Linked DNA regions of Mus musculus: region 1 is linked to region 2. A link is a contact called in ENCODE Hi-C or POLR2A ChIA-PET data. All regions are on one chromosome and are shown on one strand. Each heading gives the region's core, a stretch centred on a gene start or an enhancer-like site at or near the end of the contact. The rest is flanking DNA. Distances are from core to core; before and after follow the strand shown.

What was found. A loop is a pair of places that touch in the nucleus more often than their neighbours do. ChIA-PET counts read pairs that join two places held with the same protein, here RNA polymerase II (POLR2A).
Region 1: a map of heart shows a loop between it and region 2 (1.9-fold over the local background). The contact joins two enhancer-like sites. A Hi-C loop is called at or near these places in 1 of 37 maps with a recorded cell type or tissue (heart). POLR2A ChIA-PET finds 5 or more read pairs at or near these places in 4 of 5 experiments (Patski and embryonic stem cell).

What each region holds. Positions count from the first base shown.
Region 1 is chr15:55,264,005-55,269,364 of GRCm38, forward strand. No RefSeq gene overlaps it. Among named protein-coding and RNA genes, the nearest start is that of Gm26296, 4.1 kb to the left of the region's middle. Within about 2 kb of position 2,078, at least 1 of the 3 ENCODE cell types and tissues checked has a DNase peak (open chromatin) inside an H3K27ac peak, as active enhancers do.
Region 2 is chr15:55,220,086-55,225,518 of GRCm38, forward strand. All of the region lies in intron 8 of Deptor (DEP domain containing MTOR-interacting protein), which reads left to right. Among named protein-coding and RNA genes, the nearest start is that of Gm26296, 40 kb to the right of the region's middle. Within about 2 kb of position 4,121, at least 1 of the 3 ENCODE cell types and tissues checked has a DNase peak (open chromatin) inside an H3K27ac peak, as active enhancers do.

The DNA of each region.
Region 1 (5,360 bases), core at 828-3,327, 42 kb after region 2:
CTAGAGAAAAAAAAAGATAAGAAGAAATTGGACATTTCCTAACTAGACAAAGATTGGACTTTCCTCCAAGGAACTCAATGTTCCTATCCAGTAGGAAGTAGTTTAAAGAGACCTACACCTCATTTCTAGACTAACCTTTCTATCCTACCTGGTATTGGGGTATAGAGGGAATAAGGGTTGGAAGGGAGGGGGTAGAATATAAGAAAGCAAATAAAATAGCTATAAAATTTTTATAATTGTTTTCTCTTATTTCAGATCTTAAATGTTTATTTTATGTGTATAAATGTTCTGTCTGCATCACATGCTTGACTGATGCCCAGAGAGATCAAAGAAGGCATTGCATCTCCCTGGAACTGGAGTTACAGACCCACCAGGTGGAGTTCAGAGCCACCCTGTGGATGCTGGGAAATGAACCTGGGTCCTCTCTAAGAGCAGCCAGTACTCTAAAGAGCTGAGTCATCTCTTCAGCCCCTGGTTGTTTGTGCTGGTTTGTTTTGTTTCTTATATACACAGGTTCTTAATGTGGCCCAGGCTAGCCTAAAAACTGATAGGAGGCTGAAGATGACTTTGAACTCCTGACCCTCCAGCTTCTTCAGCGGGCCACATACTGTGGGATTAGAGCCAGGCCACCACCACATCTGCCTAAATTAAAATCTTAATCAGCTAAATGTTTAAATTATGTAGAAATAACTAACCAAGTATAACCATCAAAACTTAAAATGTAGGGCTGGTGAGATAGCTCAGCAGGTAAAGAGCCTTACTAACTGTTTGTCTTCAGACCCAGGGACAAGGGACTGAGATGCATAATATTTTTACATATCAAAGCAGACCTCGCCTTCAGGCTCTCCCAACATTCCTCAGTCCCAACCCTGCATATCCCTCCCCCAACCCTGAACTTTCCAGCCCAGGGGCTGGGCTGCCCTTCCCCCTGAGGCTCTTCCCTATATAATCAGACCTTTTGGCCTCCGACCCCCTCCTCTTCTGTCTTCCCCCTTTCCTTCTCTCTATACACATGCTTTCTCTCTTTCTTTTTCCCCTCCCCTCTGTGTCCGTTCCCATGATGACTATCCCGCCTTTTCCCTTGGGGCCATGAACTCAACCACCAGGGAGCCCCTTCCCAATAAACTTACATTTATACATATTTTAATGTTTTGAATCGACTTACTTGTCCAGTGTAGAGAAATAATTTATTACTACTGACCTTGGTGAATGAATTTAAGCCCCTATAAAAACCCACTTAGTAGCAGGAGAAAACCAGGGGACCACAAGTTGTCCTCTGACCTCTATATACACCTGCATTGTGACATATGTGCACCCACACATAAACAGCATATGCACACACTAAGTGCGTGCTTAAACATTCCACGTAAAATCATTGCCACACAAGGCTAGATAGCAGTATCTAGGTCCTGCCCTATCAGATTCCAAAGAGTTTTTACAGCCTGTTAGGGAAGCAATAAAGTGATTGACATGTGTACAGCTGCAGTATGGTATATCCCACAGCTACACTCTCCGGATATGTTGGAGATTCAGTTTTGATTACAGAGAAGCGGCTTGTCCTGAGCACATCTTAGTTGAGACATCATTCGTCGGGGGCGGACTAGTCTAGAGGTGTTGGAGATTCGTGCTGGGATGACGTAAGGCACACCACCTCCCAGCGCTTCTGTTCACACAGGCTTTCTGTGGTCAGATAGTAAAAGCGCCGGCTGCTGCTTGCTGGGAACATCTATCAAAACACCCAGCAGAATAAGGACGCGTTAGGTCAAGACCTTACAAGGTCTCCTCTCCTTCCTCCCAGGACTTGACAGTTTTTCCCTGCGTGACTCTTTTGTAGCTTCGTGAGACTTTATTTCATGTTTATTGTTCTTTGCTCCCTTGGGGTTAAATATTAAGCCCATTTCTGGAAGTCTGCTATGCTTGGGTCCACAAAGATTCCTAACAAGGGCTTAATGAAGGTGGAGAGTGGCACCTGGCGGTCCAGTCTGACTGGGCGGAGCATCGGATAGCCTGGGCTTTGTCTAATTTGCTGTAACTTTTATATCGACCTTGTTTAGGTACGGGTGGCTGACACAGAACAAGACCTGATTAAAAATAGAAAAAAGAAAAAAAAAATCTGTGTTTCTGCGGCAGTGCAGGCTAAGACAGCAAACACGGAGTCCTTAAACTCAACCCTGCTAGTCCATGAGCTGTGTGGCACAGGAACCCCGGGGCAAGTTAAATATTAAGCAGGAAAAGTCCCAGATCCGATATGTAACAGCAGAGACCGACATAAACAAACACAGCTAGCTCTGAGGAACATGGGAGGCTGCGGAGGCCTGTCAGTGAGTTGAGGGACACAAGGAACGCTTGTGTTTGCAGATTTTTCTCACCACCACTATGAGCTGCATCCACTGTGAAAACTAGCACTTTACATGCCCGACATGGTAGAAGGTTCTAGAACGCAGGGGCCCATCTTACTTCATTAACATTTGTTTGGTTTCTTCATATCACAAGTGTATCACAAGTACCGAATAGTCCAGTCCCTTTCCTATTTATTCACTTAGAGGCTTCTTTGCCTGTTTCTTGTCAGGCACACTCTCCTGGCTGGGTCCACAAGAGGAGGAAGCAGCAAACTTAACAGAACATTTTAAGATTTTTCACTGGACACCTTATATATTTGCTGGTTCAGGTAGTCATTTTGAGGTCAGAGAAACATTCTTAGAAATAGCCAAGGTGTGGTTTCTGACTCCCTGCCCCCACCCCGGGATAAGGAACTGAGGACATATTTTACATATCAAAGCATAGCTCGTCTCCAGGTTCTCCCAGCATCCCTCAGTCCCTACTTCGTCTATCCTACCCCCCAACCCTGAACGTTCCATCCCAGGTGCTGGGCTGCTCTTCCCACAGAGATCTCTCTCTCCCTCCCTCCCTCCCTTTCTTCCTCTCCCTCCCTCTCCTCTCTCTGCAGCCAGTGCATGCCCTTTCTTTCTCTCCCCGCTCCCCACTTCTCTCTCCCCATGATGGCTTTGGACCCTAGAGCAGCTTTTCAATAAACCTGCCTGTATATAATCTAATCTGGCTTGAATGGGCTCATTTCACCAGTGGAGAAATAACCTATCAGCCAATAGAAACCAAACCTAGTGACACCCACCTAACACTCAGGAAGCTGAGGGAGGAGGCTCAGGAATTTGAGAGCAGCCTGGGACACATAGCCAGCCGCTGCCAATAAAAAGAAAAGAATGACTGCTCTTCCAGAGGTCCTGAGTCCAAATCCCAGCAACCACATGGTGGCTCACAACCATCGGTAATGGGATCTGACGCCCTCTTCTGGTGTACCTGAAGACTGCAACAGCTTACTCACATATATAAAATAAATACATCTTAAAACCAAAACCAAAACAACACAAAACAAAAACAAGAAAAAGAAAAGAAAAAAGAAGAACCGAGCAGTAGTAGGTAAATGCTGGGGCAGTGGGTATAGTTCAGTGCTAGGAAACTTGTTCAGCTTGCACAGGGCCTCAAGCCCCACACTTGCACATGAAATAACATAGAGTATTTATTGCAGTCTAAATATATGCTTTGCTAAATGTTTTCTATGGAAGGTTTACAACAATTCCATTATAAGTACTCATAAAATTCCCAGTTTATGGGCAAGGGCCAAGAGCACAAGGTCATGGTATGCACTTAATGGGGAAGAAAAATCTAGAATAAGACTTGTTCCTGGAGAGCAAAACACGTTTTAAATTTTTAAATTTATGTTTTAGAGACAGGGTCTTACTGACCCTACACTGTCTATAAACTCATCCCTCCTGCCTCAGCCTCCTGACAGCTGGGATTATAGGGGTGGGTCGCTACCTACCCACAATGCTGCTGTTTCTGATCCCTGGCTCCTCCTCCCCACCCTCTGGAGTCTGAATTTTATAGGGAAGAGCCGCTAGGGAAAAGTCAGCCCTGCCCCTGGGCTGGAAAGTTCAAGATTGGTGTGCAGGGGATGCCTCTTAAAGACCAAGGGAGGCTGGGTGAACCTGGAGGCCAGGTCTGCTTTGATATGTAAATATACTCCTTAGTTCCAAGTCCTGGGTCTGAAACCAAGCTGGTGGGAAACAAACAAACAAACAAACAAACAAGGAAACCTTGAAGTACCAGACAGTTCAGCTACCTTCTCCTTCCTCAATTAGGCAACTGCAGGAGAAAGACAAAGAGACTCAGCGCCCTCCCAACTCTTTGGGATCCTGAATGAGAAGAGATTAGAGTTTAGACAGCTGGCCATTGTCATGCACATCTAAGCAGTAACAGTGGATGCATAGCCCCGCCCACCCAGAATAGTCTGGGCTTCACTGTCGTCCTGTAAGCTATGGGAAATCTTTGGGGAGGGAGACAAATTCTCACGTCTGGCTCCCCTGGAGCTGTTTCCTCCTTCCAGTATGAGATTCCTAGGGTGATTTCTATTTCTTGGGGATCTATGGTTTGAATAGCCTAACTGACACATTGAGAGACCTAAGAGTCTCTTTAAAACATATTTATTTTTTCTAGCCTCCTTACAAAGCTTCAGTTTAGGAAATGAATCAAGGAAATGGCTAAACCCCAGCTTACAGTGGCCACATGATAGAGGTTTGTTCAATAAAGTATATCACACACACACACACACACACACACGTTTGCTCCAAGTTTGTAGCAGTCTGTAGCCTCGGAGGTTTTGCCGCCGATGCTGTTTCTGGCTCTCCTCTATGAGAGTTCCCTTTGAGTCATTCCTGGAGGCAGACTCCTGTGTCTCTAATTTCCTCAGAGCCTCCTGAAGGCACCAGCAAGGTCAAGGCTGACATCTGGTGGTGCAACTGGGACCTTGGTGGTCAGAGAAAAATCAAGTTGAGCTCATAACAAAAATACAGAGGTAAAGGGCAAAGTGATTTGTTGAAACCGGACACTTGATCCTCGAACCGGAATAGAAAGAGAGGCAAACCCTGAGGCTGCTAGAGCTTTTCCATGGAACACAGCAGCAGCCACTACTCTTGCTGAGGGTTTATGCGCATCATTGTTGTATTTGCCTCATGAGTGTGATCCAAAGAAACCTAAGGCCTCTCTCAGCAATACTTCAGCTCAATCTTACCTCTGTCTTCATCTCTACCTGCTTTGTGATTCCCCCTCCCCCCTCCCCCCAACCAGGTACAACTGTTCTGGTAAAAGCAAAAGTCTGTGTTAAAACAGGTCAGAGGGAAGCTGGGAGAGATGGCTCAGCGGTTAAGAGCACTGACTGCTCTTCCAGAGGTCCTGAGTTCAATTCCCAGCAACCACATGGTGGCTCACAACCATCTGTAATGGGATCTGATGCCCTCTTCTGGTGTGTCTAAAGATAGCTACAGTGCACTTTAAAACAAACAAAT
Region 2 (5,433 bases), core at 2,871-5,370:
AACCTATCAGTTTATCCCGGAAGAGAGACTCCAGTAAATGCCTGTAATTCCAGGACACAGGGACTGAGAGCAGGAAGATTGTGACTTCAAGGCCAGCCTGGGCAACATGGCAAGACCTAATGGGAGGGAAGGTGGGTGGGGATGCAATTCCCATATGAGAAAATACATTTGGACAAACTGCATATATGTATGAATGTATGAATATATATAGATATATTTATCTATGTATCTGTATACACATATATGACTATATGTAAATATATGTGCATCTGAGTGTGTATATGTGTATTTAGGATTGTGCATGCCTGTATTCCAATACAGGTTGGTTTGCTTTTGTTTGTTTTTGAAGTGAGTGTCTCATGTATCCCTCAAGCTGGCCTTAAACCCATGATCCTTTGACCTCTGGCTTCCAAGTACTGGACCTACAGGTGTGTACCTCACTTCTAGCTTAGAACTGTCCAGTTTGTCATTGTTGGTGGTGGGGGGGGGGTTTCTTCTGTTTTTTTCTAAGACAGGGTTTAGCTCTGTGTGTAGCTCTGGCTGTCCTAGAACTTGTTTTGTAGACCAGGCTGGCCTTGAACTCTGAGATCTGCCTGGCTTTGCCTCTGAAGTGCTGGGATTAGAGGAGCACACCATATATGTTTGAATCATGCTGCTGGTGGCTGTGACAATGATGATGACTGTCCTACCTTCTATAGATTAGCTGTGTGTACTCACTAGAAATTATTTTGTGTATTTTCCTACCCAAAGCACTGAGTAAATTTATGTCCCATTATCATGTGTGTGTCGATAGAATTTTTTTTTTTTTTTTTTTTTTTTTTTTGGTTTTTCAAGACAGGGTTTCTCTGTATATCCCTGGCTGTCCTGGAACTCATTCTGTAGACCAGGCTGGCCTCGAACTCAGAAATCCCCCTGCCTCTGCCTCCTGAGTGCTGGGATTAAAGGTGTGCGCCACCATGCCTGGCCCAGATAGAATAATTTCATTTCCATTAAATGACAGTTGTGGGCAAGAGAAACAGCAGGTAAGGGTGCTTGAGCCTCTATTTCCTGGTTGTTTACATCGTGAAGAGTTACACTGACCTGGGTCCTTGTTCCATACTCGCCTTCCCGAGTAATGGATTAAGGTCCTTGAAACTTTGAGCCCAATTCAACATATCCTCCAGCTCGGAGTTTCTGTTAGAAATGTAACCCAAGTAATTAAAACCCATTATGTCAGGCCTCTGACTTTCTCCTTGTCTCTTTCTGTTTGTGGGGATACAGCCCTACATCTGGCCACTGTGACTCTCTCATTCAGGAGAGTTTTACGGTCTCGGGAACCACATAGTTTTACTGCCTTAAGTGCTTAGAGCAGGTCATCTCACACGTTATGGGTGCTTACCATTTCCCTCTCCATCGCATCTCTGTCACCTTGTTAGGGGATCAGAATGCTTCAGAGTGTGGTCCATCCATATGAGGATAGGACAGGTCCCAGACTGGTGACAATGGGTGCTAGGTTCCCTCGTTAATACTTCAAGAGCTTCCAGCCAATATCTTTGAATCTGAGCTGCTCCAAGTTTATAAAGGTTTTTTTTTTCCTCCCCCTTCCATCTCTCCCTTCCCCTCCTCTTTCTTTCTCTTTTTTTCCTGATGTATTTCAGCCTGGCTTTGAACTTGCTAAGTAGTGGAAGATGACCTTGGTTTTGCTACTTCTGCTACTACCCCCACCTGGTGCTGGGATGGCAGTGATTCTGATCACCATTGTCATTTTATAAGTCATTTTATTTATATAATGTCATTTTGTAAGTGCAAGGCAAGCACTCTACAACTGAACCCATCCCATCCTTTCTTTTTTCCCTGCCACTTTACTGAGGAAGTCAGTCGATTCTTTCTCACTCTCTTGTAGACTGCAGTCAAATAAGTGTGCTGTGGACTCTAACCACATGTCACACACCATTCCTTTGCTCTCACATCACTGCTAGCCCTGAGTCTAGAATCCACTGAATTTGTGATCTTTTCGTAGACTTCCATAGTCCCAAGTTCAGTCCCAGTCTTTGCATTTCACAAATAACCTCCCTGTCTGGCTATTCAGTAAGTCTAATGAAGTAGCTCTGGCACTTAATGCACACTAATGGCTTCCTGTTGCCATGAGATTAAACGCCAAGATGTAGCTAGCGAGTCCTTTGTTCTTGGGCCCTATCAAAACCTCATACCCTGCCCTGTATTGTAGTCCTATTGTCTTTCTCTGTAACTTCCAAACACTAGGTTAACTCCTGCCCTGGCTAAGTAGGCTGGAACCACTGTTATCTTTCAAGTCTGAGATTCTATGTTCCTGTCTCAGCGAAGCCTTCCTTCACTACACTGTGAGAGCTCTCCCAGTCGTTCCCTGCTTGCTCTTTATTGTGTAGCCCTGCTGTTTAGTCATCCTAGGCTGTGACAAAAATCCCATAGGCTGCAGAAGTTTAAACCATCAAACATTTGTTTGAAAGTCCAAGATCAAGGTTCTGGTCGATTCTGTGTGTGGTACAGCTTCTTAGTTTACACTGTCCTGTTGCTGGGCTTGAATTGCTTTGGATTTTGGGGGTTTGGTTGGATGGATGGATGGATGGATGGATGGATGGATGGATGGATGGATGGACGGACAGACGGATGGTTGGTTGGTTGGTTTTTTTGTTTGTGTGTATGTGTGTACTTGTGTGTGTTTTGGTTTTGTTTTGTTTGTTTTTTACTGGAGCAAGTGCAAGTTCTCCCATCACCTGATATAAACTACTAATCCTACTCATGAGGATGCCTGCACGATGCCCTCCTGCAGGCCCTGCCTACTGACCCCATCCTACCCTAGGGGAGTAGCACACAAATATTCAACCCATCGTTCTTGTCTTGTTTTCTGTATAACCAGGATCTGGAAAAAAAAGTTTTTTTTTAAATTTTTAATCTCCAGTGCCTACACCAAGGTTTATTCTCTGTCTAAATAACTGTCGTCCAAGTATCTAGGATAATCCCTGGCACTGAAGCAGAATTATTGACAGATCTAATGGTATTTTTTTGTAAAAGGGGTCAGGGAACCCGGGCGGGTACTTATTATCTACATCAGAATTTGGGTACTTAGCATTTGCATCATGGCTTCAGATATTTTATAGCCATGATCTCTTTGATTTTTCCAACCTCTTATGAGGATGTTTGGAAAAAAACCTCCCTACTTTATAACTGAGGAGATAAGGACCCAGTTAATCCCTTTCCCAGTGTCACTCAGCATATAAATGTCAGGGCTAGATTCAAATTATCATGCTGCTGGTGATGTTGGTGGTTGTTGTTGCTGCTGCTGCTGCTGTTTTGAGACAGAGTTTTACTTATCTACTCCAGGGTAGCCAGGATACTATTTATTATGTTGCCTAAGTTAGAACAAAGATGTTATTTCAAGATATAGAAACTGTTGAGGCAGAGCACAGTAATTGGTAAGTCCCAGTAGGTCATTAAATGTGTGGTGAAGTACTTAAGGGTGCATAACCTTGCATGTCTCCTACAGAAGGGAATTTATATTCTTTTCAAACATGTTTATAGAATGGTCACGTGCTATAGCTGAGGGTAGTGTTGAACACCTTTGGTCCCGGCACAAGAGAAGCAGAGGCATTTGGATCTCTATGAGTTCCAGGCCAGCCTGGTCTACAGAATGAGGTCCAGGACATCCAGGGCTATACAGAGAAACCCTGTCTTGAAAAACCAAAAGGACAGAGACAGAAAGGGAAAGAGCAAGGAGAAAGAAAAACAGACAGACACACACACACACAGGGGGAGCGGGAGCAGGAGAGGGAGAGAGGGGGGGGGGGGATGAGAATGGTCACATGCTCACCTGGATTGGTTTGAAGAAGATCAAATAAATAACTTGTTCTTGGCTTCAGCCTCTCACTTGGACCAGAACTAGATCTTACAGGGTCACCCAAGGGAACACTCCAAAACACTCCCTTTTGTTTGTTTAATCAAGCCCTTGTATCAAGCCCTTGTTAGAGCAAACCATTCAACCTTCAGGCTCCCTCAGACTTGTGCCATTCTTACAAAGACAGAACCAGAGAAGTCCAAGGTCTTCTCTCTCTCCCTCTCTCTCTCTCTCTCTCTCTCTCTCTCTCCCCCTCCCTCCCTCCCTTCTTTCGAGAATAATTAGATCTGTGAGAATCAGCACTTGAGTGTTCCTGCTGGCCTATGCCAAGTCTCACAGGCACTTCTAGACTCCTGGCTCCTTTTCTTGTTTCCTGCTGTGCTGAGTTGATGGATGTTGGCTTACTTCCTCCCCTTGTTTGTTTCTTTGTATGTTTATATAAAAACAACTACCTGAGTCACAGTACCAAGTGAATGGCATTGCCTCCTTCTGCACTGCAAGAAACCTTCCTTTCATCTAGAGAAAACATTTCCAAAATCCTCCTCATTAGTCTTCCTTTCCCATGTATGTTGCTTGGAACTTTCCTCTCAGGACAAGAGAGACCAGATTCCTACCCAGTCAGCGTAGAGTGACCACCAAAGCAGATAGGAAAAAAAACCTCCCTGGGCTCTGAAAGAGCTCTCAAATAGTTTGTTTTTCAATCAGTAGCTACTGATTGCTGCCCTGGCCTGCTTGTCACACTGGGCCATCATGGGATTGACAGGTGAGCAGAGAAGACATTAGGCAACTTATCCAGGATTGGATATATAATTATGTGTACATATAACTGATTACATGTAAGTCACATACATATATAATTATGTGTCTCTGAGATCCTACCACTAAAGGAAAGAGAGTGCTGGCACTTTTTACAGGGTGGGAAGGGGGTGAAAGGAGGGCTTCCCTGAGGAGAGAAGAATTGAGCCAAGGTCTAAAGAATGAGCAGAAATCAGATCAATGTGTGGCTGTGAACTCGAGACATCTGTGTCAAAGATTGTGTCTTTAGAACACGCACGTCCCTTTTCTCTGCTTCTGAGTCACAGAGAAAGTAAGGTGTTTACCTTTGCCCCATATTCCCCTTGGCAACAATGTTGTGTCTAAGCTCATGTGACCAACACAAGTGACCGTGGACCTGAACTCTCAGAATCTATGCGCCAAAATTAATCTTGTAAGTTGTTTCTATTGGGTAATTGTTTTTACAACAAAGTAAAAGTCACCAATACAGTTTCATAAATAAGGAGGTAAATACAAATTAAAACTTAACTTGTTGTTGGAATTATTTAATCTCAATTGGAGGAATCTACCCTGACTTTGATCATTCAGTTCCTAGACAGAAGACACACAACTAACTTTTATTATTATAATAAGCCTTAATCAGCACTGGAGCTGGGCAGATATCTACCCTCTAAGCTATTGGAATCTACTTCCCCATCAATAACCCTGGATTACAATTTGCCATAGGCCTGGGGGGGTGGGATATTTAGCATTACAATACATGGGAAAAACCCCAAAACTCAACAATAACTAAAACATCTATAAAGAAT